Linked DNA regions of Homo sapiens: region 2 is linked to region 1. A link is a loop called in an ENCODE intact Hi-C map of the cell type or tissue named here. Cell type or tissue: PC-3. All regions are shown on one strand. Each heading gives the region's core, and the rest is flanking DNA. Links, peaks and the distances in the headings are about the cores only.

What was found. Peaks named below come from ENCODE experiments on the same cell type or tissue, not always from the same donor. Only the 100,000 strongest peaks of a DNase experiment are listed, where the experiment ranks them.
Region 2: a loop joins it to region 1, with 6 times the contacts of the local background. A loop is called at or near these places in 2 of 110 quality-filtered maps.

The regions. Positions count from the first base shown.
Region 1 is chr12:93,136,879-93,152,683 of GRCh38, forward strand. The region is part of intron 3 of LOC643339 (a long non-coding RNA gene); the gene reads right to left. Among named protein-coding and RNA genes, the nearest start is that of LINC02412, 30 kb to the right of the region's middle. RefSeq lists a silencer at 5,055-5,215. In PC-3, for the core only: no CTCF peak of the experiment used is centred there; a DNase peak (open chromatin) is centred at 8,403; H3K4me3 peaks cover 670 bases; H3K27ac peaks cover 927 bases.
Region 2 is chr12:93,222,774-93,238,578 of GRCh38, forward strand. The region is part of intron 2 of LOC643339 (a long non-coding RNA gene); the gene reads right to left. Among named protein-coding and RNA genes, the nearest start is that of LINC02412, 56 kb to the left of the region's middle. RefSeq lists a silencer at 9,166-9,366. In PC-3, for the core only: no CTCF peak of the experiment used is centred there; a DNase peak (open chromatin) is centred at 6,848; H3K27ac peaks cover 1,453 bases.

The sequences.
Region 1 (15,805 bases), core at 3,661-11,660:
CAACAGAGACCACATGACCCAGGAAACCAAAAATATTAACTATCTGGCCGTTTACAAGTAAATGTCTGCCGCCCTCTGGCCTAGAGATATGAAAGAGCTGAATATTCAGGAACCTGTAGGGAAGTCGTAATAGCTGAAACTTGTAGTCCAAAAAGGGGCTCAGTGAGAGAAGAGACAAAACGGTGATCAGAGGCCAACCCTGAAGGTTCTTCTGTGCCATATTAAGAAATTCAGTTTTGCCATCGCATGTTCTCACTCATAGGTGGGAAATGAACAATGAGAACACTTCGACACAGGAAGGGGGACATCACACACCGGGGCCTGTTCTGGGGTGGGGGAAGTGGGGAGGGATAGCATTAGGAGATATACCTAATGTAAATGACGAGTTAATGGGTGCAGCACACCAACATGGCACATATATGCATATGTAACAAACCTGCATGTTGTGCACGTGTACCCTAGAACTTAAAGTATAATAATACAGAAAAAAAAGAAATTCAGTTTTGCTCCTTTAGGAAATGGGTAACAAGAGCAATTTTGCTTTTAGAAATATCTCTCAGGGATCAGGATAGACGAGAGAGATGCAAGTTTGCAGCAGGAGATCAGCTCTCCAAACTTCACATCTTATAAATTCCTTGATTCAACAAACATTGAAAAGCTTAATGCTGTCATTATGCCTCTTGCTCTATCCTTGGGAAACAGAACCTGGCACACAGACATGCCCAATCAATATTTATTGAATAAAGGAATTAAGGAAAGAAAAAAGACAATATTGTAATGGCATCATTATTAAATGGTTTTCTGAATAGGCTGCCTCTGCTATGAGACAAATAGCTGAGATTCTCACAGATTTCCAGTTTCCATACTAGCAGGCATTGAGATCCAGGCAAAAGGAGGTTAATAGTGAAACACAAGCCAGAGAGAAATTCCTCCCCTTCATCTCTGGTGCCAACATCATCAAATACCAGTCACTGGCCAAACCTGTGTTTATTCCATGCCCTGTGGCCTAATGAGAGGGGATGGGACAAGAAGCAGCTCTGCTAATAACTGTCATGAAAATAATAATATCACTTGGCTGTATGCGGCAACTTTCATTGGAAGCTCTTGAATCAATTTTTTCCTCTTGCATAACTATTATTTCCATTTTATTTCCACTAAAGGAGAAGCCAAACCACAGAGTGGTTGTGACTTGCCCAAGGTCATGGAGCAAATCAGAAGAGCAGTTTTTAAAAGCTGAGAAGGATATCAGGGGATGTAAAATCCAGTTGCCTTCCCAGCCTAGAATGGGCTGGGTTCATGACTCAGTAAGACACATGGCGTTACCTAAGCTCAGTGTCTCTGAAAATGAGTCACACTAAGGGAGACTCAGGGCCTGAGGGGCTGTGTCAGACATACGTTTTCAGTAGTCACTCATTGTCCCTGCCCATCAGATTTTAACGTCTGTCACCGAAGCCCATCACAGACAGGGCCTCTTGGGAGGTTTAGCCTATGGAACTGGGAAGGTCTGCCTTGGGGGTGTCTGTCTTTTCTGGATGTTTACCCAGCTGTCAGTTCCTATGAAGCCCAGGTCTCCCCATTCCATTATCCATCAGGAGCCCATGGCTGGGGTAGCTGTGGCTTCCACTCGGTCCATGATGATTCTGGTGTTTGCCTGTTGTCCCAGCATAATTACTAATAAATCTTTTTTTTACTCTAAAAAAATGCCCCAGTTTGGACCATAAATTAATTATATGGTCACTCTAACTGACAAATCAGGAAGCACCTATGCAGAAACCAAAAGCCCTCTTTTCATCATGATGATTCTATCTCAGCCACTTTTGTTTCATGGACCTAGAATCTTGAACTTACAATAGGCCCAAACTCCCAGTCAGTTAAGGAATCTCCTCTGAGCTATGTAAATGCTCCTGGTCATAGAGTTAGCTACACAGCCCATAGACCAGTTAATTACTAATTGTGAATAATCACTTCCTTACCTTGTACCAAAATCTGCCTTCCATATCTTTTATACAATGATCTTAGCACTATTCTCAAGAAGCTGAAAAGTCAATTCTCCCTCCTGTCCCATAAGAGAGCCCCCTTAAGTCCTCCGTTGTACAGCCCAAACACCACCAACCATCAGGAACAAATTCTAAACAGCATTTAGGAATGTAGCTTTGGAGTCAGACATACCTGGATTCGGATCTGGGCTCCATCACTCCCTAGCTAGATAGCCTTTGGTAAATACTTAACTTCTCCAATTTCACTTTCTTTGTCTGTAAATTTTGAACAAACATTAACTACTTAAGCTAGGCATGACTGGTTATGGAACCAATAGCTAGTTCTCCTTTCTTTCTTACTAACAAGGGGCTCACTTAAATGCTCTTGGATTACCCAACTTCCTTGCAGCTAGATGTGGTCATGCAACACAGTTCTGGACAAGGAGCTGCAAGTGGAGGTACCAGCTGGAGTTTCTGAGAAAGCCTGTTAGAGGGCACACATCCAGCTTGCATTCACCTTGTCAGTTTGTGCTACTTAGCTTCTCCCTTCTTTCAAATACTTCCTGCCTAAAAATTAGTTGTGAAGCACAAAATAGAACAGCTATGCTGCATACATGAGGAAGCAAGCCTCCAGCAAAAGAGACTGGGTTCTTGATGGCACCATGGGGCCTGCATACTCACTCTGAAGTGCTTACAGCTGGACTTCCTATTACATGAGAAAAATAAATCCCTCCATTGGTTAAACCATTGAAATTGGGTTTCTGCCACTTGCAGTCAAATGAATCCTAAATGACACATACTTCAGAAGGTTGTTTTGAACATAAAATGAACTTACTACAGTGCCCAGCACAAAACATATAGTGAATGGTTTGCTATTATCACTATCATAATTATTATCATTGCTACTCATTGCCATAGACCTTAGAGAGAGGGGCAAGAACATGTAGCTATAGCAATCCTTCCAACCTCTGATAGCACCAGTACAAAAATATCTGTGATCTCTTAAGCACACACAAAAAAGTCAGTTGCTGATGTTTTGACAAGTGCATCTCTGTTAGTGGCTAATGAAGCCAGTTCTTCAAAGCACCAGATCCCGAGAGCACAAAGAAATGAAATTCCACCTGGCTGGCAGGTCAGGGAGCAAGTTCTTTCCTGTAGTGAAGGGTGCGCCTGGTTTCCTCTCTGGACAGGGGATCCATCCATATTGTATAGTGCATTTCCTGGAAGTGCTGTCTTCTCTGAACGACAAGCAAAGCACAACACCTTAAGGATGTCATTATTTCATGGAAAGAGAGTTTCTGCTCAGAAACCAAAGCCACACCTAAAACCAGCTGAGCATAGGAGCACATGTTCAAATGGAGCACTGGGAAGTGGAATTAGCTTTCTATAACCTCACTGAAGCATCTGCCAAGATCAGACAAGGATGGGACTAGCTATACATTCTTCCCTGGAGTCCATCAAGCCACAGATTTGGGTTCACGGGGGCCTATCATGGTATTCATCCCACCTCCACCTACTCCCTACTGCACTCTGCAGATATAAAGAGTGGTGAAGTGGGAAAAAAAAAAAAAAAAACAACAAGACAAAACAAAACATCATAAATTTCAGAGTTCAACAGACCTAGGGTTCAAATTCCAGTGGGTCACTTCTAAACTGGGTACCTTTGGACAGACCATTTGCCCTTTCTGAGCTGCAGTTTTTGTATCTGTAAAACAGATAAGAGTTTCACAAGTTTGCAGAGGATTGAAGGAGAAAGTCTGTGTGGCAGTACCTGGTACAGGGTTATCATGAGTCCTTCTTTCCCTATCAGCAGGATGGTCTTGGCTGACTTTTTGTATTCATCACCCAAGCCCAAGGAGTGGACCCAGCTCAGGTCACTGCCACCAAGGGCAGCTCGTTTGTTGCCTTCTACCCCGTGCATCATCATCCAAGTTTTTGGGCCACACTTGGGGAGCCAAAGCCTTCTCCAAAGCTGAGGTCATAAAGCAGAAAAAGACAAAGCTCTGCTTTCAGAGAGCAGGTTTGGTTGGCAGTGAGCAAACCACCTCTCTATAGCCAATCTGCCCTTGGGTATGGGAGTGAGTCCCCAGTAAATCCAGCAAAAAGTGGCTGGCCCGCTCAGCCCTCCCACCTACCACAGCCACGCGCAACACCTGGACAAAGATCTAAGGCCTGGGAAGCAGCTTTGCCCAGCCTCTCCATCTCCGGGCACAGCCCCCTTGGGGCACAGCCTCAGGCAGGATGGAATATGACAGTCACAAGATTCACACCTCAAGCCACAAAACATATTCTTCTCCCAACGTCACCTGGCAGGTGTCATCGTAGTTGGTTTTATAGCTACAGTGGCAAACACAGTGTTTTCTTCACCTCTGTGTCACAGGAATGGCCACTGTTACTCTCCTCACTTTTAACCACTGGAGTATCTAGGGACATTTGTCAACAGGGTTTGTGGATATTGAGACTGACCGGATATTCATACATACATTTCTCTGTAACTCCATAAGCTGGCAACATAAGACCATGCAGAAACCAGAAATTTGGGGTCCATACATAATGGCTCCACACAAAATGTGTTTTGTCACAGAGTATAAGAATAGATAAACTAGTAATAGCAAACAATGTGCTAACTGTACTGCAGGCTCTGTGCTGAGCATGTCACTTTCTACAATTATTATTATCTCCATTTTACAAAAAAAAAAATCCCTTGAGTCTTCTTGGTGTGTTCTAGATATTAATTCTTTATAGGTTTAGATATTATAAATCTTTTCTCACTCTGTCACCTTTTTGTTAACTTTGCTTGTTGTATCTACCCTTTACAGAATTTTTAATTTTTAAAATATAGTCAACTCTATCAAATTTTCAACTTATGGCCAGGCATGGTGGCTCATGCCTGTAATCCCAACAATTTGGGAAGCCGAGGTGGGCAGATCATTTAAGGTTAGGAGTTTGAGACTAGTCTGGCCAACAAGGTGAAACCCTGTCTCTACTAAAAATTCAAAATTACCTGGCCATTGTGGCACAAGTCTGTAATCCCAGCTACTGGGGAGGCTGAGGCAAGAGAATGGCTTGAACCCAGAAGGCAAAGGCTGCAGTGAGATGAGATGGCATCACTGCACTCCAGCCTGGTCAACAGAGTGAGACTCCATCTCAAAAGATAATAATAACAATAATTTCAACTTATGGTTTGTGTAATGAGTACCTTCTTTAACACCTCTGATATTTTAGCTTTGTAATTTTACTTTTGCACTGAATTCCTCTTTGGCATATGCTTGAGATAGTGAACGAATGAGCTGTTTCTCCACTACCAAGTAGTAGGTTTTAGGCAATCCATCCCTTCCCCACTGATTGATGGTGCCATGTTTATCCCAAAGCAGGTTCCTATGTAGACTCAGGTCTGGCTCTCACTCTTTGCTCTTTCCCTAGATGTATTTTACTATGTTCTTGTTCCATACTGATTTTATATGGAAGGGTGAGTTCCTTCTCTTTGCTCTTCTTTTTCAAAATGACTTAGGCATCATGAACATTTATTCCTTCATATGAATTTTAGAGTAAGTATGTTGAAGTCCTAAAAAAAAGACTTGTAATAATTTTGTCTGAAATTACATTGAATGTATAGGTTAATTGTGAGGGAAATTAACATATTTATATTTCGAAGATGTGGTGTATATTTCTATGTATTCAGATCTCTTCAAAGCAACAACTGAGTTTTAAATTTTTCTTGGTAAGTTCTTTGATAGGTTATTTCCTACATACTTTAGAGTTTGGGAATCATATCTTATTTTTTAAAAAATATTTTTGAGATGGTTTTGATAAAGAATAATAATTCTTAGGCCAGGCACAGTGGCTGATGCCTGTAATCCCAGCACTTTGGAAGACTGAGGTTGGAGGATCACTTGAGGCCAGGAGTTTGAGGCCAGCCTGGGTAACATAGTAAGACCCTGTTTCTACAAAAAAAATTAAAAATTATCCAGGCATGGTAGTGGGTACCTGTAGTCCCAGCTATCCAGGAGGCTGAAGTGGGAGGATTGCTTTAGCCCAAAAGTTCAAGGTTGCAGTGTGCTGTGATCTCACCACTTCATTCCAGCCTAGGCAACTCTGTCTCAAAAAAAAAAAAAAAGCAAAACAAACAAACAGAAAAACAATAACAATTGTTTAAAAGTGATCAGGTATTCATCATCTCTGCTGAAGTCTCTTATTCTATTTAGTCTATTGATTAAATATGCTGATACAACCTTTTATTTCTTTTTTCTCTCCTTTTCCTTTTTTCTTATCTTCCTGTCTTGCCCAGAAACTGGGTAAGCGTTATATATATATATAAGAAGCACAAAAATACGCTTACTTCAAAAAATATATAAATGTGCTTACTCAAAAAAATATATATATATGCTAACTCCAAAAGCTAATAACTTATCGAACTTCTACTTGAACTTTATTCCCAAAGAGATGAACATATTGAAATAACATGATTAACCCACAAAGCTGATAAAGTGTCCATTGACTTAAATGTTCCTCCTTAGTTATGTGCCAAGCATTGTGCCTCTGTGTAACAGCAGCACAGAAATGGCAATATACAAAACAATTAACAGTTAACTGTTGCTAAACAGTAACAATGAAAGCAGGTTGTGTCTAAATTTTCTTTTAAATCCCATTGTGTGACCCTTTACAACTTTCAAATAACTTCCATACCCATTACACCATTTGTGTTTCATAAACACATATTAGTAGGGAGAACAGGTATTGGCTCATTTTATAATTAACATTCAATATGGTTGGGTTTTGGAGGATCAAAAACTAGAAAGGATCAAAATTCATATTCAGGTCTTTAAAGCTTCAAGTTCTCTCACTATAACAAGCTGATTTATATATAAACAAAATATATAAAACTACGTGATTCAATTCAGTAACACTGAATTTTCATTTAAATCTCATTCCATCCTGAAAAAGATGATCTGATATCATCCTATCATTTTTAAAGAAAACTGTATCAGCTGATATTAAACGTCTAAACATTTTCAAGGTGTAAGAGCCAGATGACCATATCAATTAGGGTTGTAATTCTACTAAGAATTTGGGTCTATACCATGGCAAAACAGTCAGTTAATTTGGTCAGTTTAGGTAAACAGGTCAGTTTTGTGGGAGGGAGGGAAATTGGGTAAGAAATATTCATCACATTAATTTTACTAACATTGCAATACAACTAAAAATGTTATTTGGTTGGGCATATTTAAACATTTAAAAGCTGCTGTAAAGATAATATTGTTACCTCATTTTTATAAGAAGAAAAAACTAAGTAAATCCATTTCTTGGGTGTGCAAAAATAGCCCAAGGGGAAGTGACAGACCTGTGAACAGAACTCATGAATTAAACCTGAGCTTGGTCTACCAGTTCTCTGTAATCAAGCCCCATGATTCACTCATGGAAATCAATGCCTCTTAAACTCACTGAATGACAGACACCTCAACAGACACACATCTGTGGATTCCCATAGCTCCTTTAAAAGTAACCATCAGGAAGCAATTAGGGAGTGCATCTGTCTCTAACAGTCAAGGTATTTTTCCTTCCATTTCTTGCATCTTCTCTTAGGGAATGTGTAACGGATCGTCCTCTCTTAATGGTGCTGTTACTTGGAATATACAAAGTATGCTGACTTGTGAAAGGGTCCCAGGCTTAAACAGCAGGAAAACACAAATAAAGCTGTATTCAAAGAAGATGAATCAAAGTATCTCAGAAGAGGAAACCAGAAAATTGTAATCTTTCTTAAATGCAGCTTTGTGAGCTGAGTAATAAAATACAATAATGTAACTAAGCAGGAGGCTTACATAACTGAAAAAATGAGGGGCAAGGAACTGTTCCAAATCCATTGTACTTATTAGAACCTCTGATTTCCTTTGAAATGGCACATGCAATAAAATTTACTGTGAGCTAGCTAACAAAAAAATCTCATTTTTATGGGAAATAAGTATTGTCAGAAAAACGAATAGATTCTATTTTAAATCCTGAAGATTATAAAATTGAGGTTTTAATAGATGAAGAAAAAAAAAGGCTCCAGAACAGAGGCATCATGGAGGCAGTGATTTCTATTTAATCTTTTATCTGTAAGAGAAAAAAAAATCACCTCAATTGAAACTAATATAGTTTTCTGTGGCAGAATATACCACGATAGCTAATAATGCACTGGCTGTCTGTATTAAGTGAATTTTCTTTTTGTTAAAAAAAATCAGTGCTTGTTAAGCACATGAACTGTGCAAGTTTATATCTGGCCAACTCCTGTCCCCGCACCTGTTCATTCAGGCATTAGCCCTAAGGACTTACAAAGCAAATGAATGTATCCGTAGAGCAATGGGTAAAAATAAACTGAACTATTCTTTTAACACTATCAAAAATGATCTGACCAAATAGAAGATCACATTTCACGAGGTAAAATAGCCAAATGAGATGTTTCCTCACGTTTTATGATTGGTTTGGCTTATTCACTGCGTATGAAATAGCTGACCTTCATTCCAGGAGAATGAGCAGCAACCAAATTTAATGCTGTTTGCTCAGGGGTTCAAATCTGGTTTAGCTGGTTTAATTGCCTCTGAGGCAAAGTTTCTAAATGTGCTACTGTTACACAGAGACCCAATGCTTGGCACATAACTAAGGAGGAACATTTAAGTCAATGGACACTATATCAGCTTTGTGGGTTAATCATGTTATTTCAGTGTGTTCATCTCTTTGGGAATAAAGTTCAAGTAGAAGTTCGATAAGTTATTAGCTTTTGCAGTTAGCATATATATATATTTTTTGAGTAAGCACATATATATATTTTTGAAGTAAGCATATTTTTGTGCTTCTTATATATGTATAATGCTTATTTTATATATATATAAAATATATATTATATATATAAATTATACATATATAAAATATTCTCTATAATAAGAAGTTCCCGGCTGGGTGCAGTGGCTCACGCCTGTAATCTCAGCACTTTGGGAGGCCGAGGCGTGTGGATCACGAGGTCAGAAGTTCAAGACCAGCCTGACCAACATGGTGAAACCCCATCTCTATTAAAAATACAAAAATTAGCCGGGTGTGGTGGTGCACGCCTGTAATCCCAACTACTCGGGAGGCTGAGGCAGGAGAATCGCTTGAACCTGGGAGGCAGAGGTTGCAGTGAGCCAAGATGGTACCACTGCACTCCAGCCTGGGTGACAGAGTGAGACTCAGTCTCAAAAAAAAAAAAAAAAAGAAGAAGAAGAAGAAATTCTCCAGGACAGACAATTATAAAATCAACTAGTACTGTCACTCCCTGGCTCACTATTCTTTAGCCATATTGGCAATGGATTCCTTGAAAAACCTAGATGTGGTTGACTGAATCATTGTTCACAATTTTTCACATCTTTCCTATATTAGATAATGTATCCACATTCATCTACATTCTTCCAAAATACCATCCGCTATGGGTAAAATATTTTCCCCATCCCACTGATTTTGGGCTGGGCCATGTGGCCTCCTTTAGCCAATGAAGTGTTCCTGAACATGTTAAGAGGCCTTAAATGTGCTTGTGTGATTCCATTTGGGCTCTTGTGCTCCTGTCATGTGCTATGTAAGAAACATGTTCCTGGAAGCTATTGGTCAACACAGAATGAGTAACACACAAGGGAGACCTGAACCCTGGAGTCCAGCCAAGCCCCACCAGTTGCAGCTGGCTCACAGACCCATGTGGAAGGAATAAATGCTTATTGTTTCAAACTAGAGTTGTGGATAGTTGGTTGTAGCACACTGCTATAGCAAAATGTCATCTCAGTGCCTCAGCACATTCCCTTCCCTCTACCAGAAATCATCTTCCACGACCACTCTTTGCCTAGTTAATTCCTACTCATGCTTCAGAATTCAGTTTAAATGTCTTGACCACAGGACAGATGTCACAAACCAGATTACCTGCCCCTTCACATCCTGGGTTTCCTATTTTGTGAGATTCATCACTTTTGCAATGTTTTGCTTCATGTCATTCAACTAGAATATAAGCTTCTTTAAGCGGTGGGACCACAGTATATTTTTCATTGGTATTATTCTTAGCACACGACACACAATGCTAATACAAAGTAGATTTAATAAATATTTGTTACCTGATTTTTAAAAAAGGCCATGTGGTTCTACTACTTAAGAGTTAGAAAAGAAACTTAATTTGTATGAGTTTTGGTTTTCAGCAACTATAACATGAACACAATAATACCTATCTCCTAAAACAGTGAGGATTAAATAAACCAACCATTAAATTTAATGAATTTGAGGAAAGACTTGTAAGTATCTGACACATGGGTGCATAAAAGGCATTTGACAACTGACAGCTTTTATTATGGTTGGAAAGATAAATATATTTGCCCTCTGTCTAAGAACTTGATTTATTTTAAAGAGATATTTTTGCAACTCAAAAAAGAAAAAAATCAGATTAGGTTGCAACTTATGATTATTTAATTTGGACATTTCAAAGTATCCTGTTTACTTCCCAGGCTCTGAGTCCCTTTTAGAAGCACTTTCAGGTAGAATTCAGCTAAGAAGAAACAGGTTGGCGATTGATACTTGGTTTATTTCAAACATTTGTCATTAAATGACTCTATCCTTTTAAAAAAGAATGAAATTCATTTTTGCTATTTATGTTTATTTCTATTTGTATTCCTTCCCACCATTTTTGCTATTTAAAATTTTTTCCCTGCTTAATTAATTTTTTAGAGTTGGCACTTACTTATTTTCAAAATGTTTTTCTTCATTCCTACAAATAGCTTTTGGAATAGGATTTTATACAACCTAAATCAGTTTTTTTCTTTTGCCAAAAACAATATGTATCCACTACAAAAAAATTAGAAAATACAGGTAAGTGTAAGGAAGGAAGATTTAAATGTTTGTAATCCTGCCACCCAGAGATATCCACTGAACATTCCTCCAGATAGTTTGATTCAAATGCATATATTTAATAATGGTGGAATTATGTTGTACATTTGCCCTTTTGAAGTTAATATTTCATTTAATTACCACAATTATCTTTCTATGCCAATAAATATTCATCTACATCTTTTATTAGTAGCCTTCCATCATAACATCATTTACCTGAGCAATTCCCTATTGTTGGAAATTTAGTACATTTTACTTTTTTCTTTTACTGTTATCAGCAGTATCTTCATGAATAAGTGAAGAGATAAAAATGAGTTACTCAAACCTTTAGAAAACACCACTTAATGGGGTCTTGCAGTTCAGAGCAGAACAGATCATTATCCCAACTGTAATCCAACCCTTTCCTTGCATTTCTTATTGTGAGTCTAGGACCATCATTGGAAAATAATCAAGTTTGGTAGGTGGGCTAAACTAGAATCAGAGAATTTGAGGCAACACTTTCATTTCTGGTCTCAATAATGAATGTGTAAACCAGAACCTACAAATCGACTCATGATCAAAAATATCATAACAGAAAGCAGGAATTCTGAAATGGGAATAAAGGAAAGAGAAGGAGACCTACAGACCACTGTTGCTCTCCCTATCTGCGGCTACCACGTCCATATTTGTTTTGACAAACACTCCTTTACCACAATCGGGTCTCTGGTATCATAAGCACTGACTTTCCCATTTTACAGATAAAGGCACTGAGGCACACACAGAGGGGCTGACAACAGTGTCCACAGTGCCACAGTTAGTAGCACAGCCAGGGTCTGAGCCTGTGTGTTCTGCCTCACAGACAAGTGCTCTTTTCATGCTCACAGAGTTCTCAGTAATACTGGGAATTATTCAGAAGAGGGAACAGGACGCAATGCAGCAGGGAGATTAGCAGAAACATAATTCTCCTGAGAGTCAGCATGGAGGTATTTGTTAGCTACTCAACACTGGTCTAACATCCTCGGTAAGAGGATCATAAATACCTCTATCCACCTCCCTAGGGCAATATGAGCATTATTGCTTATTTAGAAATTTGTCCCTGTAAGAGCTTTGATATTCTCAAAGGAAAGGTGCTGCCAAAAAGTGAAAATATTTTCTATGCTTCCACTATGCACGTGAGAGAAAGGAGATTTGGATCAGGTAAAAGAAGTATTGTCAGGCACATAAATTCTTTATCTAATCATATTAGGATAATACTCCTGAGCTCCTTGAATGGAGGCATCATGAGTACCTGCTGCGCTTAGCACATACCTTACAAAACACTGAAAATCTTACTCAACACAATCAGAACTGCTCATTAATGAGCTCATCAGTAATGTCAGTCAAGAAAAAAAAAAGGGGATACATTTATGTTGTAAATGTAATCAGTCGACAGGTTCTTCCCGCCTGATGCACAGAAGAAATCAATTCACTGACACCATGGTATCGGAATAAAGGATGAGTTTAGTTAATGCAGGGCTGCCCAGTGGAAGGACTGGCGTTATCACTCAAGTTGGTCTCCCAGAAGGCTCAGAGGCTAAGGTTGTTCAAGGATAGTTTGGTGGGCCAGGGACTAGAGAATGGGTGTTCCTGACTGGTTGGGGATGCAATCAGAGGAATGTGAAAAAATTATCTTCATGTGCTAAGTCTGCCTCTGCGTGAGGGCCACAGGACAGGTTGAGTCATGAGTCACAAGTCCAGGTGGGGTTAGTAGATTGCCAGAATGCAAAACCCTGAAAGACATCTCAAAAGACCAATCTTAGGTTCTACAATAATGATGTTATCTATAGGAGCAATTGGGGAAGTCATAAATCTTGTGACCTCTGGCCACATGACTCCTTAGCAGTAAGAGATGATAGAAACTCTGCCTATACCTTAGCAGAATCCAGGCCCCTTCCATAATCCTAATCATGTGGCTTTTCATTAGTCTTGCAAAGGCAGTTTCAGCCCCTGAACAAGGAGAGGATCAGTTTTAGGTAGGTACTATTATGATCCTTGTTTCAAAGTTAAACTATACACTAAATTCCTCCCATGGACAGCTTGGCCTACACCTGGGAATGAATGAGGACAGCCAGCCTGTGAGGCTAGAAGCAAGATGGAGTCAGCCATACTAGACTTTTCTCACTGTTGTAATCTTTGCAAAGGTGGTTTCATAAACATTGTATTTTATTTTATTTTTTAATCTTTTTAAGATGGAGTCTTGCTCTGTTTCCCAGGCTGGAGTGCAGTGGTGTGATCTCAGCTCACTGCGACCTCCATCTCCTGGGTTCAAGTGATTCTCCTGCCTCAGCCTCCCAAGTAGCTGGTATCACAGGCATGCGTCATCACACCCGGCTAATTTTTTTTGTATTTTTTAGTAGAGGTGGAGTTTCACCATGTTGGCCGGGATGGTCTTGAACTCCTGACCTCAGGTGATCTACCCACCTCAGCCTAGCAAAGTGCTGCAATTACAGGAGTGAGCCACCGCACCTGGCCCATAAACATTATATTTTAAATTAAATAAATATAAATGTATTTACCAAACTGGTGGAAGGCCATGGTTCTTTCCCTCACTATAGATTCACTGGCAAGGGTCCAATACCACCTTTTCTGGCCTAAACCACACCCATAAGATCTCATTTTTCATTTCCAACTTTTCTTTCTTTGTAGGGGGTCAGAACTTAAAGACACTCATGAGCAAAATACTGTAGAGTTTATTATTTTTCCTAATCTCTTACTGTTAACTAATTTAACATTAGTCTTTCCAAAGCATTCCATTTAAATGTCATTTTAATAATTCTCTCTCTCTTCACCCTCATGTTATTAAAGTAATATTAAAGTAAATAGCATAATTTTAATAACAAGTAAAACCAGCACAAATATGTCAGGGAACAAACAATTCTGATTCTCATAAAGCACAAAACTCAACTCCTCAAAGAAGAAAGGGATCAGTGAGGACAGATGGACAGCTCTGTTCAGTGTGTTTTGAGCACCAGCCCAAGCCTTACAGAGGGAATGGATGCTGGTTCCCTCTATGAATCTCTTAAGTAGAAGTTGGTTTAAAGAGTGCCCACCATAGTTTTTTTTTTAAATTAGTTAATTATTAATATTAAACAGTGTATTTGTGGACAATGACAGGTGACAGTCCCAGGTAGGAGTTTAAATCATATGTATCCATTCATACTCAAAGTTTTAAAATCCCATCCTCCCTACCCAAATAAATTTCCAGAGTCTGTCAACTTGCCTGTCTACATAATAGATATGAATTCACATTATCCTGCTCGTAGGACCATAAAAGACCCAGTTACTCACCAGGGAAGCCTCTTAAGATGAGAGGGAAGAGCTAGAAGAGCAAATTAAATCTCAACTTTTATTTTCTTCCTACTACTTACAAACATTGTAAGCTTTCTTATTATTTCTTATTTTCTGTCTCCCAACTTTGGAAGGTAAGTTCTGCGAGAGGAAGGATTTCATCTCCCTCACCTACCTCTGTATTCTTGGCACACTTAGAAGAGTGCCTGGCACAGAGAAGTTACATAATAAATGTTTGTTAAGTGAATGATTGATTTAATCCAGGTAAACACAACATGGATGTTTGCTACACAAATTTGATCCCACTTAATGGTTAACTTTTTGTTTTTCCATTTTTTAAATAAATTTCTACACTGTTAGAAATTTTTCAAATTTCTTGGCAAAAATATACCATGCAAAAGGCTAGCCAGATTTTAATCTTGTCTAAATCAGGTCAGAAAAATCACTTTTATTCCAGAAAACACAAAGGGCAAAGTACAATGGCCAGAGCTGTATAACAGCTACACTCACCAGGTGTGCAAAGCGATTTAATATTGTCATTCAGACTCAGCCCTAATGAGCAATCTTGTTTATCTACAAAACTGTGAACAACCCACTGCTAACAACCGGACATTGTCCCCAAGCCCAGCACACTTCATGTCAACTCTCGATGCACCCACAATCTAGGACCGTTATTAGAACTTCTAATAAGGACCATGATAGAACTGCTGAGAAATAAAGAAAAAAATGGATTTCATGCACGTGCTTTAAAACTTTATGTTTAGTTATTTTAAGCATATGTTTTGTTCTGGTACACTTAGATTTGCAACTGAAAAGAGAAAGGCATATCAGAAAGAAGTTTTTTGTTAAAGCAGACTGATGAAGAAACCAATGCTAGATGGAAAGCACAACTCATTTTAAGTTACCGGAGAAAGCAACAGAAAGTTTCTCCAAAAGAAAGAAAAAATAAAGAAAGAAGCAGCCAATTGGAGAGTTACTTATTTTTATTATGCCAATTAAAAAGATAGTCAAGGGGCCAGGCACGGTGGGTCACTCCTGTAATCCCAGCACTTTTCAAGGCAGAGGTGGGTGGATCATTTGAAGTCAGAAGTTCAAGACCAGCCTGGCCAACATGGTGAAACCCTGTGTCTACTAAAGATACAAAAATTAGACGGGCGTGGTGGTGGGTGCCTGTATTCCCAGCTACTTGGGAGGCTGAGGCAGTTGAACCTGGGAGGCGGAGGTTGCAGTGAGCCAAGATTGCACCACTGCACTCCAGCCTGGGCGACAGAGTGAGACTTCAACTCAAAAAAAAAAAAAAAAAAAAAGTCAAGGGCTTCATGCCACGTCTTTTTTTTTTTTTTTTTTTTTGAGACAGAGTCTCACTGTGTTGCCCAGGTTGGAGTACAGTGGCTCAGTCTTGGCTCACTGCAATCTCTGCCTCCCAGGTTCAAGTGATCAGCCTCCTGAATAGCTGGGACTACAGACGTGTGCCACCATGCCCAACAAATTTTTGTATTTTTAGTAGAGATGAGGTTTCACCATATTGGCCAGGCTAGTCTCGAACTCCTGACCTCAAGTGATCCGCCCACCTCGGCCTCCCAAAGTGTTGTGATTACAGGTGTGAGCCACCATGCCTGGCCCCACATGTCTCCACAGAGTGAACATGACCA
Region 2 (15,805 bases), core at 3,325-11,324, 86 kb after region 1:
AATTTATCATAAAAAATAAAGATGAACTTAAAAATATAGCCAGGAAAACATTCATTGCCATATTGGCAAGATAAAATTTCAAATAAAAGAGTCCAACAACACAACATTGAATAAATATATCCATCAATGGATATTTTGTAATTTTAAATATATTTTATTTTAACAGATATGACATGGAAATATGTGCACAATATATTAATTGAGGGGAAAGTTACAAAACAATAGAGTATGGATCTGTTTTATAGTTAAAATTCACGTTAAATATATTTACGCCTAGAAAATAATCTAAATTTAACAAAAAGTAGGTGGGATTATAGATTATTTTAATCACCTTAAATTTATGTATCTATATATTTTTTATTATCCTACAGTGAACCTTCATTACCTATGTAATTGTTAGAAATAAAGGTGGGGGTTTGGGGGCTTTATCTGGTTGGGGTTTTCTTTTCTTTTCTTTTCTTTTTGTTTTTTTTTATACAGATGAGGTCTCACTAAGTTGCCCATGGTGGTCTTGAACTCCTGGCCTCAAGCTGTCCTCCTGCCTCGGCCTTGCAAAACATTGGGATCATAAATGTAAGCTACTGTGCCCAGCCTTGGGTTTCTATTTTATTTAAATATCAATGGCTCTCATTGGGATTTAGGAGTTTTCTTTTTTGTCATCTCACTTGACCTTGCTGAGAGCACATGGGAAAACCATCAGCAGTTAAGGTTGTATAGTCCCAAAACAAAACAGACTAGACTAACGAGTGTACATTTTAATAGAGAAGGCAGAGGCAATTTCTCAATCACCATATTAGGTTTTCTTAATGAGTGTTCATGTATTCATCATTGAGTGGCAGATTGTCCCCAGAGCCTGGTTCTACTCTATAAAGTCCTGTGCGCCTCATATCCATGGTAACAAAATATCTGAGAGTTTTTATTTGCAAACTTGGCAGGCTGCTGGAAAGCAATGGTGAGGAAACATGAATATTCTAAGGTAGTACATTATTTCACAGTAGCTGTAATATGAAAATTATACCTTTATGAAAAGTATTATCTTCCTCAAAAAACTGAAAATAGGATTGTTACTGGTAGCTAATCCATATGGGTCTGCAGCAACCTCAATTCTTGCCACCACAGAAGAAAGAATTTGAGGGGCATAAGGCAGAAGGAGAGACTGAAGCAAGTTTTAGAGCAGGAGTGAAAGTTTATTAAAAAGCTTTAAAGCAGTAAAGAAAGGAAGGAAAATACACTTGGAAGAAGGCCAAGCAGGCAGCGTGACCTCCTGATTTGGGGTTTTATAGGTTGGCGTGCTTCCAGGATCTTGCATTACTTCTTCTCACTCCTGAGATCTTATTGGGAAGCTGCTGATCAGTTTCAAATGTTTTCTATCTATTAGGAGACTGCCTTTCCCTGGCAGGAGCTGTAACCAATTATTACTTTACAGAAACAGTTAACGATGTTGCCCAACACTCCTGGTGTGTGTGTGTTGCAGGGGCTGGGGCCCTCTCCTGCCCTGCTCATACCTCACTATCTTCCCACTGTAACAGGGTTACCATTGATTTGGCAGTTCCACTTCTAAGTACCTACCCAAAAGAATTGAAGGCAGGGACTTGAATAGATATTTGTACACCCATGTTCATAATAATATTATTTACAGTAGCCAAAATATGGGAGTAACCCAAATGTCCATTAGTGGATGAATAGATAAACAAAATATTATTTAGTCTTAGAAAAGAAGGAAATTCTGCACCTGCTACAACATGGATGAAACTTGAAGACATTATGCTAAGTGAAATAAGCCAGCCACAAAAGGGGAAACTGAGTATGATTCCACTCATCGTGGAACTAGCCCCTCACTCAACATTGATGTAAGATTTGTCCATGTGAATACCTGTAAATCCAGTTAATCATTTTAACTAGATAAGTCATATTCATAGAGACAGGAAGTAGAATGGTGGTTGCCAGGGGCTGGAGGGGAGGAATGAAGGGTTAGGGTTTAATGTCTACAGAATTTCAGCTTTGCAAGATGAAAAAGTTCTGAAGATGAATGGTGGTCATGGTTGTACAATAACATGAATGTACTTGCTACTGAACTGTACACTTAAAAAATAGCTAAAATAATATATTTTATGCCATGTAAATTTTATAATTTTTAAAGAAAAATCTATATAAACTAAAAAATCATTGTCAGGCATGTAATTTCTCATGTAGCTCATTTAGCTCTAAGATATATTTCAAAATTGTCTTCTTTCCACTTCCATGGTCCCTGGCCCAGTTCAGACCTTCTTCCTCTTATATGACCTGAATTACTGTAATGGCCTCCAGAACTTGGCCATGTCTTTCTCCCCTCCAACTCATTCCTTTACCTATCTCCAACTTTATCTTTCTTTTTCCATTTTATTTATTTATTTCAATAGCTTTTGGGGTACAAGTGGTTTTTGGTTACATGGGTGAAATGTACATTGGTGAAGTCTGAGATTTTACTACACTTGTCGCCCAAGGAGTGTACTTTGTACTCAATATATAGCTTTTTATCCCTCATCCACCTCCCACCCTTCCCTCTTCTTAGTCTCCAAAGTCCATTATACCACTCTATATGACTTTGCATACCCACAGCTTTGCTGCCACTTACGAATGAGAACATATAGTATTTGGTTTTCCATTCCTGAGTTACTTCACTTAGAATGATAGCCTTCAGCTCCACACAAATTTCTGCAAAAAACATTATTTCATTCTTTTTTATGACTGAGTGGTATTCCATGGTGTATATAGATCACATTTTCTTTATCCACTCATTGGTTGGTGGGCACTTAGGTTGTTTCCATATCTTTGCAGTTGCGAATTGTGCCTCAGCATTATCTTTCTATTATCCTTTCATTTACGAATTTTTTTCAGACCCACAGAAGATAATATAAGCACCCACTTACCTGCCACTCAGATTCTTAAAGATTATTATCAGTCACATCTTTTTTTGTATTCTGTGGTGACCCCATTTCTCTCCTTCCCCAGAGTAAAAACTATTCTAAAGCTGGTAAGTATCATTCTGTCCATACTTTTACACTTTTATAACATACATATATATGTGTGTATACATATTTATGTGTTGTCTGTACATGCATATGTATATATGTATATACTCATATAATATGTATATATGTATATGTATATATGTATATACTCATATAATATGTATATATGTATATACTCATATAATATGTATATATGTATATACTCATATAATATGTATATATGTATATACTCATATAATATGTATATATGTATATACTCATATAATACATAATATGTTGTTTCATGTGCTTTAAAAATCTGACACAAATGCTATTATGCACTATACAGCTTTCCTCAACTTGCTCCTTTCACTCAACATTGATGTGAGATTTGTCTGTGTTGGAACATGTAGACCCAGTTTATTTATTTTAACTGCTCTAGAGTATTCCACTGTAGAAACAGTACCATGATTTATTTATCCCTTCCTCTACTAATGGTCATCTAGGTTAGTTTCCATTTTTTGTTTTACAAACAATGAATAATCCTTCCAAATATGTAAGTTCCTCTAGGGTGTACACCTGGAAAGGCAATTACTAGATCTTAGGATCAATGAGGAGCATTTGGATACAGCAAGGGAAAACCTGGCTCACAAAAGGTCTAGAGAAGAATGTTGCTGGAATTGATTCAATGGCTAAGAGATCAGTGCCTTTATTAATCTTTTGACCTTCCCTTCATTGTCTCAACATGACTATAGCAGTTCTAAACACCACTTCCTCAGACCATACTCAAAATCAGGCAGTGAGGGAGAGTACATAAAACCATCCAGCAGACATCCTATTTCTCATTGGCTAGAAATGAGTCACATAGCAACCACTAGATGCAAGAGAGAATGGGAAAGTTAGTATTTGGGTTTTCCAGCCTCTACAGTGGGAGATGAGAAGGGAGAAGTTGTTGGAAATGGCTTTTGGGTACCCAACCAATATATCTACCACATCATTAAGTTAACTAGATATTGTGAAATTGCTCATTCAATATAGTTGAACAAATTTACACAGCCTCAAGTAATATATGAGTTCCCATCTCCCAAAATTCTGTCGATATTGTTAGATGCTTTATTTTTTGCCAAAATAATAGATGTCAAATTGTATTATCTCATTGTGGCTTTAATTTGCATTGCTTTAATTATTAGTGAAATACAGTGCCTTGTCAAATGTTATTGATTATCTAGGGTTCCTATTCTACAATTTCCTGATTATATGCTTTATCCCTTTTCCCTTGAGTTTTTTTGTCCTTTTTTTATTTTGTTAAAGAAGTTATGTTTTTTTAAATATAGTCTAGATACTGGTATTTGTCAGTTTTATGTGTTGCAAATATCTTCTCCCAATTAGTGAATTTCTTTTAGATTTGTATATAATGTCCTTGTCTTTATGATTTACATTTATTATGGTCTTGTTTTAAGAAATCTTTCTCTACTGTGAAGTCATAAAGACATTTCCTATATTTTCTTCCTTCATTTTTTAAAGTTTCTGATCTGACAAATAGGTCTTAAATCTCTCTAAATTGATATGTTCATATGAACGGATATTCATTTTTCCATGTGAACTATTTCAGCATTGTCTATTGAATAATTCACAATTCATTGATTTACAATGTCTTTCCATCATATATTATCATATATGCTTGAATCTGAGTTTATATGTCAGCAATAAATTTTTTAAATTGTGTTATTTAAATAGTCTATACCTTTACTAATTTTTGGTCTATTTGATCTACCAGTTTCTGAGAGAGATATGACAAAATCTCTTCCCTTTTTATCATAAATTTGTTGATTTCTACTGGTCAAATTTTTCTGTTACATATTTTGAGGCTAAGTTGTTGAATGTATGTAAGTTCAAATGTAGTAATATTTTCTTGGAGACATGTACCTTTTATTAATGTCTTCTTTAATCCCCAAGAATGATTATTGTCTAAAATTTTTTTGACTGATGGTGATATTGTTAATGCAGCTTTTTTTTACTCAGTATTTTTGTATAATTTTTTTCCATTCTTTGATTTTCAAATTTTTGTGTCATGTTCTAGAAGTGTACATTATATTCCTTTTTCCTCCCTATTTGAATGAAAACTTTATGTTCTGTTTTATTATTTTCATAGTTACCCTTTAATTTTGAGCAATACTGAACTAAAATTCTAAAATTAATCAATTTCCCTATTGCTCTCTGGAAAAAACTATTAGCTTCTTAAAATACTTTAATTCTAATCCCCCCTTCCATTTTCCATGCTATTATTGTCTAGCATTTTCATTCCCCCTTGCTTTAAAACCCTCTAAACATGTCTACGTTTGAGCAGTCAATACCCATGTAGACTTATCAGCATGTTTACCAATTTGCTTGTTTACCATTCTTGCATCCTACTCTTATGAGGTTATTATATCCAAAGTATATCCATTAGCAATTCTTTCAGCAATGGTTTGTGACTCTCAATGTTTCATCTTTCTTTGAAAATCTCTTTAGTTTGCCCTCATTTATAAATATTTTAGCTCAGTATACAATTCTAGGTTAACAATTATTTTCCCTCAACACTTCGATGGTATGAGTCCACTGTTTTTTGACATCTATTATTGCTGAAAAGGTACTGCTGTAAGTCTATTTACAACTATTGTTCACTAGTTGGTAGCATGTCTAACATTTTATAGCTATGAAGTTTTTCATTTTTGCCTTTGGTACTTCACTATGGTATGTCTAGGTGTGAATTTGTTCTTAGTTTTTATTAATGCTGCTTTAACCTGAGAAGATATTTTTCTTCAAGCTGGAAAATTCGTCATTATCTTTTCACACACTGCCTCTCCTACACTTTTTCTATTCTCTCCTGAAACTCTTATTAGATATCTATTGTACCATCTCATTCTATTCTTCGTGTTTTCATCTTAGTTAAGTAAATTAAGATATTTTCATACCTTTATTTATTTTTTTTCTTTCTCTAAGCTGTATTCTGGATGATTTCCTTGAATCTGTTTTCCAGTTCATTAATTTTCTCTTCAACTCTATGTAATCAGATATTAAATCAGTCCCAAATGGGTTTACTTTCAATGAACATAATTTTCATTTCTAGAAATTCTATTTGTATCCTTTTCAAATATATGAATTTTACATTAATGTTGCCCTATTCTTTCCTACACTTTGAATTTCTTATTATTAAATTATATTTATTTAATAATATTAAATTATATTATATTTATTATTATTAAAATATAAATATTTTAAAAATATTTATTATATTCTCACTCAGATTATTCTTTCATCTCAGTTTGTTGGGATGTTATTTTTCCTATTCATTGCATCTGTTAGTTATCTTACAGTGTTTTGTTTTTTATGTAACTTGTAAATATTCTTAGCATTTTGAATTCATTTTCACCTGGAATTGCCTTTTCTAAGGGAATGGTCTATATCCTGAGTTATGGGTGCTTATGTGCAGTACCTAATAAGAGGTGAAAGTTTCCCAGGTCCAGGAACAAAGTACAGTAGTCCCTTGTTATCCATGGGGGATACATTACAAGACCCCCAGTAGATGCCTGAAATTGCAGATAGTACGAAATGTTATATATACTTTGATTTTTTTCTATACATACATACCCATACCTATGATAAAGTTTAATTTATAAATTAAGCACAGTAAGAAATTAACTTTCTTTAGCATATATTTGGCTTTTCTTTGGCATATCAAAATTGCCAGCATCACTACTATTGGCCTTCGGGGCTGTTATCAAGAACAATAAGGTTTACTTCAACACAAGCACTGCAGTAATGTGACAGTCGATCTGATAAGCAAAGGCTACTAAGTGACTAACATGTGAGTAGTATATACAACATGGATATGCTGGAAAAGGGATGATTCATGTCCTGGGTGGGACAGAGTGAGATGGCATGAGATTTCATCATGAAGCTCAGGACAGTACACAATTTAAAACTTATGAATTATTTATTTCTGGAATTTTCCATTTAATATTTTTGAACTACAGTAGACTGTGGGTAACTGAAATTACAGAGAGTGAAACTGTGGATAAATGGGGACTACCGTATTACAGAGGTAGCAGGAGCTGGCCACAGAGTGTTGCAGGGGGCGGGGGGTCATCATATGTGCCTCCAGCCACAAGGTATCCTTTTTGGAATTTGACAGTGTATAAATATCATTACTATTATACCCTAGATTTTCCTAATACAGTCATAATTTCAGACATTGTCAGTCCTCATGTTAAGCCAGCGTTTTTCGCTGCAGGTTGTGAAGTATCAGTGGGTTGTGGAATCAATTTAGTGGGTTGACCTGCAGGGCTTTTGTTTTTAAAATGAAATGCAGATTAAAATAGAATAGGAAATGTCAGAGTTGCATTATGTAAGAGGAAGTGTTGGGATTTGAAATGTTTTGCAGTTACAAATGTATATGCATGTATGTGATGAAAAATGTATTTCATGCTGTGGGTCATGGTCAAAATTGTTTGAAAGCCTCTAAGTTAGATAATATGTCCAGATATGAGAATTAGAAAAAATGGAATAAATTATAAATTAGTTGATTTTGTTAAAGTATTTCTATCAGTAATCAGAGAAGCCAGCAAAACATGGTGGAATGCAAGTCCTTAGTGTTCCTAGTTTATCACTGCCCTTTTCAGAAGCATATTTCTTTCTGAATTCACTCCAACGTCTCCACAATCTCGATAGGATTTTCAGCTCTCTTTTGTGATAATCACGTAGAAGTATGTCTGTATGTGATTATCATAAAAGGAAAGCCTAAGTAGTAAAGAATATCAACAAATAGCAGATTGCTTTAATATTTTAGTCTACTTAAGTAAACAAGGATTTTTCCTACCCCTCTGGCTCTTTAAACTTATAAGCTTACATGTTGATATGCCTCAGAAAATTTTATCTTCTCAACCTCTTGGGTTAAGAGAGGCCTAGTGAGGACAACATGGGCGGTCGACACGCTTGCCCAGGATGAAGCAGTCAGCTAGTTGATACCATGTGAAACCATGGGACCCCGTGTTAACAAATCTAATTTTCAAAGAGAAATGAGAAATTTTTATTTTTATGTGAAATATCCTGTTTTTAAATGTTGGGGCCAGGTGCGGTGGCTCACGCCTGTAATCCCAGCACTTTGGGAGGCTGAGGTGGGCAGAGCACTTGAGGTCAGGGGCTCGAGACCAGCCTGGCCAACATGGTGAAACCCCATCTCTACTAAAAATACAAAAATTAGCCGGATGGCTGGGCACGGTGGCTCATGACTGTAATCCCAGCACTTTGGGAGGCCGAGGCATGTGGATCACCTGAGGTGGGGAGTTCAAGACCAGCCTGATCAATATGGTGAAACCCCGTCTCTACTAAAAATACAAAAATTAGCTGGGTGAGGTGGTGTGCGCCTGTAGTCCCAGGCACTCAGGAGGCTGAGACAGGAGAATTGCTTGAACGCGGGAGGCAGAGGTTGCACTGAGCCGAGATCACTCCACTGCACTCCAGCCTGGGTGACAGAGCAAGACTCCATCTCAAAAAAAAAAAAAAAAATTAGCCAGGCATGGTGGCACATGCCTGTGGTCCCAGCTACTTGGGAAGCTGAGGCAGAAGAACCACTTGAACCCGGGAAGCAGAGGTTGCAGTGAGCCAAGATCATGCCACTGCACTCCAGCCTGGGTGACAGAGCGAGACTCCATCTCTAAATAAATAAATAAATAAGTGTTGGAAATTTATTCAAAATAATTTCAAACACTGTGAAAGACAATGTGTCCACAGGCAGCCCCATTTGTGATCTCTTCCCCCAGAAGCATACTAGATAAAACTTCACAACGATTACTCCTCAGAGCCTCCCTAACTTTACCCCATTCTCACCTTCCCTCCCTCACCCTCACGTCAACTGCTCTCCACTTTGAGTTACTAACGCAATTGATATGTGCCTCTGTTACACTGCTTATGACATTATATGGTAGTTATGTTGTTGCTGTTTGCTGTTGTTTTCTTTTAACATATCCATCAGCTCTGCTAAAAAATAATTAATAATTCAATGTGGAATCCTGAGGTTGGGGCTGTCATAGTTTGAGGAAATCAGTTTGAATCCCAGCCCTGATGAGACAACTTTGGGTGGGTTTTCACATCTAAAATGTGAGTGAATTATAATAATGGATAACATGGTTGTTGCATTGTCAGCCTTGCAGGAGAAGCCATCACCTCGAATTCACATGTGCAGGGGACACTGCAATAGAACTTTCTTTGCCTTGATGTAAACTGATGTCAATTGGACAGATGTTTCTTGGATACCATCTATTCCCTTTTGCTGCAGCCTCTTAATGGCCCTCTCAAGCTTCTCAAACTAGGCATGTTCCATATGCTGGGAAAAGTCATGCTCTGTTTGACAGTCACCTTCCGAGGGCCTCTGATAGCAGAACTCGGTGAGGATTATGGAGATAGATTGATGGGGAGATCAGCCATCTTGCTGCCACACACACCTTGACAGAGAGATTTACTGCCTCTCCAATATCGCTTCCGAATCAACTTTTTTTTTTTTTTTTTAATGGGTTCTCACTCTGTCGCCCAGGCTGGAGTGCAGTGGCACAAACATGGCTTACTGCAGCCTCAGCCTCCTGGGCTCAAGGAATCCTCCCACTTCAGCCTCCCAAGTAGCTGGGACTACAGGCATATGCCACCACACCCAGCTAATTTTTGTATTTTTTGTAGAGACAGGGTTTCACCATGTTGCCCAGGGTGGTCTCAAACTCCTTGGCTCAAGTAATCCACCAGCCTCAGCCTCCCAAAGTACTGAGATTACAGGCCTGAGCCACTGCACCCAGCCCAAATCAATTTTTGCTGTTCATTCCCAAGAGGAGAAAACATTAAAAGGTTTTCCTTTTTTCCATTTTTCCTTTCTTTTCCCCTCAACCTCCCTTCTTCACCCTTATACCATCCTCCTTCCTTCTGGCACTGGTTCCCCCTCAAGCAAAAAGATAACGTGTACCTCCAGGATTCTTGATAATCAAACACCATATGATTTCTATCAGCTGAATGCCTGGCAAAGCAATACTTCCCTCATCAAAAATTAAAACTGGAGTGGCATTTACTTTCCTCCAATATCACCTAAGAAGTTATAGTAGGACACGAAGCCAGAAACTTCTCAATCTCAGCTTTTAGTTGAGATTATTTTGCCCATTGGATTATGGAGCTCTTTCAATGGTGAAGTTAGTAAATTTAAATTATCGGGAAATTAACCTTTAACCCCATTGAAATGGTCAGAGTAATTCTCAATCTACAGAAGGAAAAAACAAAACATGGCAACTGAGTGATTTGTTCTATTACAAATCCTGTACAAGGAATAATTTGGAAACTGGGTGGCTTGTTCCAACTGACTATAAAAGTTGAGCAAATAGTCAAAATGCCTATTATGCTAATTTTTCTTTTTTTCTGGATTCTATGCATAAGGCCAGTGTGAACTTAAAGCTCTAGTTCTTTCATGCCTGTAATAAACCAAAAGTTTCTGCTCAGAGCAGAGTACAGAATTAGAATTGCCCATTTGTCCTTTTTTACTATTCTTTTAAGACTTTTGCAGGTTCACAAATGATATAACAGGACACTCATGAACGCTGAGCTACAGCAACAGAGACACATGTGTATCTGTAGTCAGACCTTCCCACAAGGCTTCAGGAAGAAACCTTGAGTGCAGACTGATTTTTTTAAATTAAGATTATGGGTAGTAGGCCAGGCGTGGTGGCTCACGCCTGTAATCCCAGCACTTTGGGAGGCCAAGGTGGGTGGATCACAAGGTCAGGAGTTTGAGACCAGCCTGATCAATGTGGTGAAATCCCATCTCTACTAAAAATACACACAAAAAAAATTAGTTGGGTAGCGCGCACCTGTAATCCCAGCTACTCAGGAGGCTGAGGCAGGAGAATTGCTTCAACCCGGGAGGCAGAGGGTGCAGTGAGCCAAGATTGCGCCACTGCACTCCAGCCTGGGGCAACAGAGCAAGACTCTGTCTCAAAAAAAAAAAAAAAAAAAAAATTATGGGTAGTGGGTGGAATATTGAGAGTTTATATGAGCCAGGCACTTTCTAGATGCTTTATAAGGTCCCATCATCTTCACAACAACTCCAAAAGGTAAATACTAGCATTATTTGCATTTTGCCAGTAAAGAAAATGAGGCATAGGGAGGCTGAAAGGCCCCTCTACTATGTGTCTGAATTGGAACCAGGAAGGCCCATTTCAAAGCCCACAATCTTGAACACTCCGCAGGCTAAAGCCTCAGAACCATGTCTTTCTCTCAATCTGGTTGGTTAGTGATGCAAGAAAATGGATAGTCACATATACCTTTGTGTCATTTATATTCCTTTTGTGGAGAAATATGCTTGCATTTATTTATGACAAAAATCTGGCTGGGTGCGGTGGCTCACGTCTGTAATCCCAACATTTTGGGAGGCTGAGGTGGGCAGATCACCTGAGGTCAGAAGATCAAGATCAGCCTGGTCAACATGGTGAAACCCCATCTTACTAAAAATACAAAAATTAGCCAGGCATGATGGAACATGCCTGTAATCCCAGCTACTCAGGAGGCTGATACAGGAGAATTGCTTAAACCAGGGAGGCAGAGGTTGCAGTGAGCCAAGATTGCACCACTGGCTCTCCAGCCTGGGCAATGGAGTGAGACTCTGTCTCAAAAAAATAAATAAATAAACATAAAATAAAGTAAAATAAATAAATAAATAAAAATTAAAAAATCTAGAGTGGCTAACCTAGATGGAAGTTTGCCTGTGGACACACGAAAGGGGGCTGGCCACTCCATGGTTTTAGGCAGGTTTCTCTAAGGGGACAAGGTTTGAGAAAAGCTCTCAACAAAGAGAAGGATGGGGGTTGGCAGATGTGGAAAAAGAGCTTCCTCTTGCCTGTTCCTGGCACCTCGGCCCCAACCCAGATGTAGAGAGCTTGACTTCAGAGACTGCTGCCAACCAGGCAGGAATGGGGCCAGGGGTGACAGCTGGCTTGGGAAAGGTGGAGGCTGCCCAAACTTTAGGAAAACTCTTTATCTTGGCAATGGCAGGTCTTCCCATTCATCATGGAAAGGTAAATATAGGAAGCCATGAGATAACCATCTGCTAATGAGGGTTTACTTTACTAAGGCAGTTCTTACTTACAGATCAATCCCTGGCAAGTAGTTGGTATTTCCCATTGTTAGGGAAAATAGATTTGTCCTCCAAGATACTCTCAATACTTCAAATCTGACACTAAATAAAAGAACAAACAGTGTTTTCTATGCTCACACTCAGCACAGAACACTTCTGTGACCAGATGTGTGGCCTGTTCCCATGCCAGACAATTCTCCAATTCCCACGCCAGACAATTGTAGGACAACTGGGTGTCCTACAATTTAATTCAATTCAGACACTATGTACCTGGAAGTAGCGTCAGATCCCACAGGTTCAGGGCTCAGTACCACAAGACTTCTCCCCACCTCTCCCCCACACTTCAGACACCAATCATGAGCCCAAGTTGTCACTGGTGCCTCTGACTGATTGGCTGTAAATCAGAGCTTCCCAGAACCCATCTCAGGTTCCATCGTTTCCTAGAATGGCTCACAGAACTCAGAAAAACATTTTGCTTACTAGACTACCAGTTTATTACAAAGGGTACTGATAGGGACAGGAGGCAGAGAAATTCTAGGCAGAAAAGGGCAGGGTCCCTGGTGAAGCCCCACCTTCAAGCATGGAACCATAACCTAAAGTGAAAACGTGCATTCCTGCTTTCCCGCTCAAATGTTGCCTTTTCCAAAACCACACACGGCCCTCTCCACCCCCCATCCTGTACCCATAAAAACCCCTAACCCAACTGGTGGAGGGCAGAGAAGGGGAGAAGAGAAGAAGCAGATGGACGTCAGAGACTGCGGTTGCACATCAGAGAGAAGCAGCTTGACTTTAGAGGGACAGCTTGACGGTGTTGCTTCAGAGAGGAGTCCAGCTGGGTATGGCTGTACTCCAGGGGAAGATCACCTTCCTGCTCCATCCCCCTTCCAGCTTCCCTTCCCACTGAGAACCACTTTCATTGGCAATAAAATCCTCCACATTCACCACCCTTCAATTCGTTCATGCAACCTGAGTTTTCCTGGACACCAAACAAGAGCTTGGGTGCCACAAGTGCAGACACTAAAGGCTGTTATGCTGATCCTCTGCCCTCATGAATAGGTAGAGGGCCCACTGAACTGTTTAACACTTAAGGCATCTGTGGACAGCAATGCTAAAAGACCACTGTAACACACGCCCTCTGGGGCTTCATGGGTCACAGGGACCACACCCCCTCTCCGCCCAGATGCTGTCACAGGGCCTCACAGAGTTTTGCTCCTGCTGGCGCCCAAAAACGCTTACTCCAGCTCCTGCACCCGCTCACCTGCATGCTCCCCCTCCCTCAAGGGGTTAAGAGCTGCAGGCTGAGTAAGGGAAGCACCCCATCACAAGGGTCAAGGGAAATTTCTTGTCTCAGTACAACTCAGAAACAGCCAGATGGAACAGATATGTTGCCCTTGCATATGGGAAGATACTGGACACAGGGTGCAGAGCTTCCTTGCCCTCTCCAGGTATGCCACCCACCAGGCACCTCCGCAAGGTCAGCAACCCACAAACTCTCTGAGCCCATCCTTCTGAGTTTTTAAGGAAGCTTCATTACTGCATAGGCATGATCGATTACATCACTTGCCATCAGTGATCAACCCCCTCAGCCTTCAGCCCCTCTCCCCTTACCTGGAGGTAAGAGTTGAGTGGTGGGGCTGAAAGTCCCAACCCTCTAATCACATGATTGTTTCCCCTGGCAACCAGCCACCCTACCTCCACCCCACCCTGCTTGTCCAGAGGCCATCCAGAAGCCCCCAGCCTTCAGTCATCTCATTAACATACAAAAAGACACTTATCACTAAGGAAATTCCAGGATATTTAGTTAGTTAGTTAGTTAGTTTTTGAGACAGAGTCTCACTATGTTGCCCAGGCTGGAGTGCAGTGGCATAATCTCGGCTCACTGCAACCTCCATCTCCTGGGTTCAATCGATTCTCCTGCCTCAGCCTCCCAAGTAGCTGGGATTACAGGTGTGCACCACCATGCCCAACTAATTTTTGTATTTTTAGTAGAGACAGGGTTTCACCATGTTGGCCAGGCTGGTCTCAAACTCCTCAAGTGATCTGCCCACCACGGTCTCCCAAAGTGCTGGGATTACAGGCATGAGCCACCACACCCAGCCAATTCCAGGGGTTTTAAGAGCTGTCTGCCAGGAAATGGAGGCAGTGACCAAATATATTTTTGTTACTATATCACACCATGTACATTTTTAAAGGCCTGAGTGTCATTTCTAAAGAAAGGAGGGGGTAGTAGGGGCTGTCAGAAGTGGGTGCAACATTCTAAACACAGTTGCCCTCACTGGCATTATAAATCATTGCTGTTCATTTTTAAATAACTGTGCACAAGAAAAAAAAACAGCTTTAGAAACCTTTACAAATTTAGGTAAACTTGTCTGGAGTTTTTGGTTGTTTCGTTTGTGAAAAGCTGTTTTCACAATCCCAAGCATTGATAAATGAAAGCTACAGCATGCCTGCATAACCCAGGAAGGCTCTGGACAGATGACCTAGCTGAGAATGAGCCAGCACTTGTATCCACAGTTTCTACCTTCTAAAGATAGAAATAACTGGGCACGGGGCAGGGAAGGGTGTCCCACAGGGACATTTTGACCAATGCTAAAGAAATAAAGAGGACAGGAGCCCCCACCACAAGTTCAGCCAGATTCAGCCAGATGAGAATGGTAAGTGGGACTTCAGGGGAGCCAGAGCCAACAAGAGAGAAGTCCTCGGTCATGAGGGCATGAAATCAGAGGGACACCTTAGGGTGGCCTATTGGCCAGCTTTCAGTGTCCCATTGAAAAAGCATGGGTTGTTCCAAGCCACTGAGCAGCTGCCCTAGGGAGCATTCAGATACTTGCCCAATAGTCCACAGGGTGACCCACATTTTTGTTGCTGTTGTTGTTCTTTCAAGAGGATTGAGCAAGGCAGTCGACTGACAACTTGAAACCCAGCCCAGCTCACTGGCCTCATGGGGGTAGACCAGCCTGCTTTGTGTAGTACATCCAACTCTAAACTAGATTTCCTTGCTTCCTACTGGGCCAGTCCAATGTGATGCCCATGTCTTACAGTCTTCCAATAGTTTTAAAAAAAAGAAAATGGAAACAAAGGAAGGAAGGAGGGAAGGAAGGAGAGAAAGAAAGGATGGACAGACAAGCTGGATTTCTGCACCTAAGTATTCCAGTTAGGAGACAGGCCAAAGGCTGGGCTTACTTTACCCTCAAGACAATCTGTAATTGCCCAAGGGGTTCAGCTTACCCACTGCCTGGACAGAGTTAATTTCTCAAGACAGGGGGATTGCAATAGAGAAAGAGTAATCCATGTAGAGCCAGCTGTGTAGACTGGAGTTTTATTATTACCCAAATCAGTCTCCCTGAGCATTCAGGGAGCAGAGCTTTTAAGGGCAACTTGGTGGGTGGGGGGTAAGGCAGTGAGCCAGGAGTGCTGATTGGTCAGGGATGAAATCATAGAGAGCAGAAACTGGCTTCTTGGCTGGGCACGGTGACTCACGCCTATAATCCCAGCACTTTGGGAGGCTGAGACAGGTGGATCATTTGAGGTTAGGAGTTCGAGACCAGCCTGGCCAACATGGCAAAACCCCATCTCTACTAAAAATATAAAAATTAGCCAGGCATGGTGGTGCGCACCTGTAATCCCAGCTACTGGGGAGGCTGAGACAGGAGAATCACTTGAACCCAGGAGG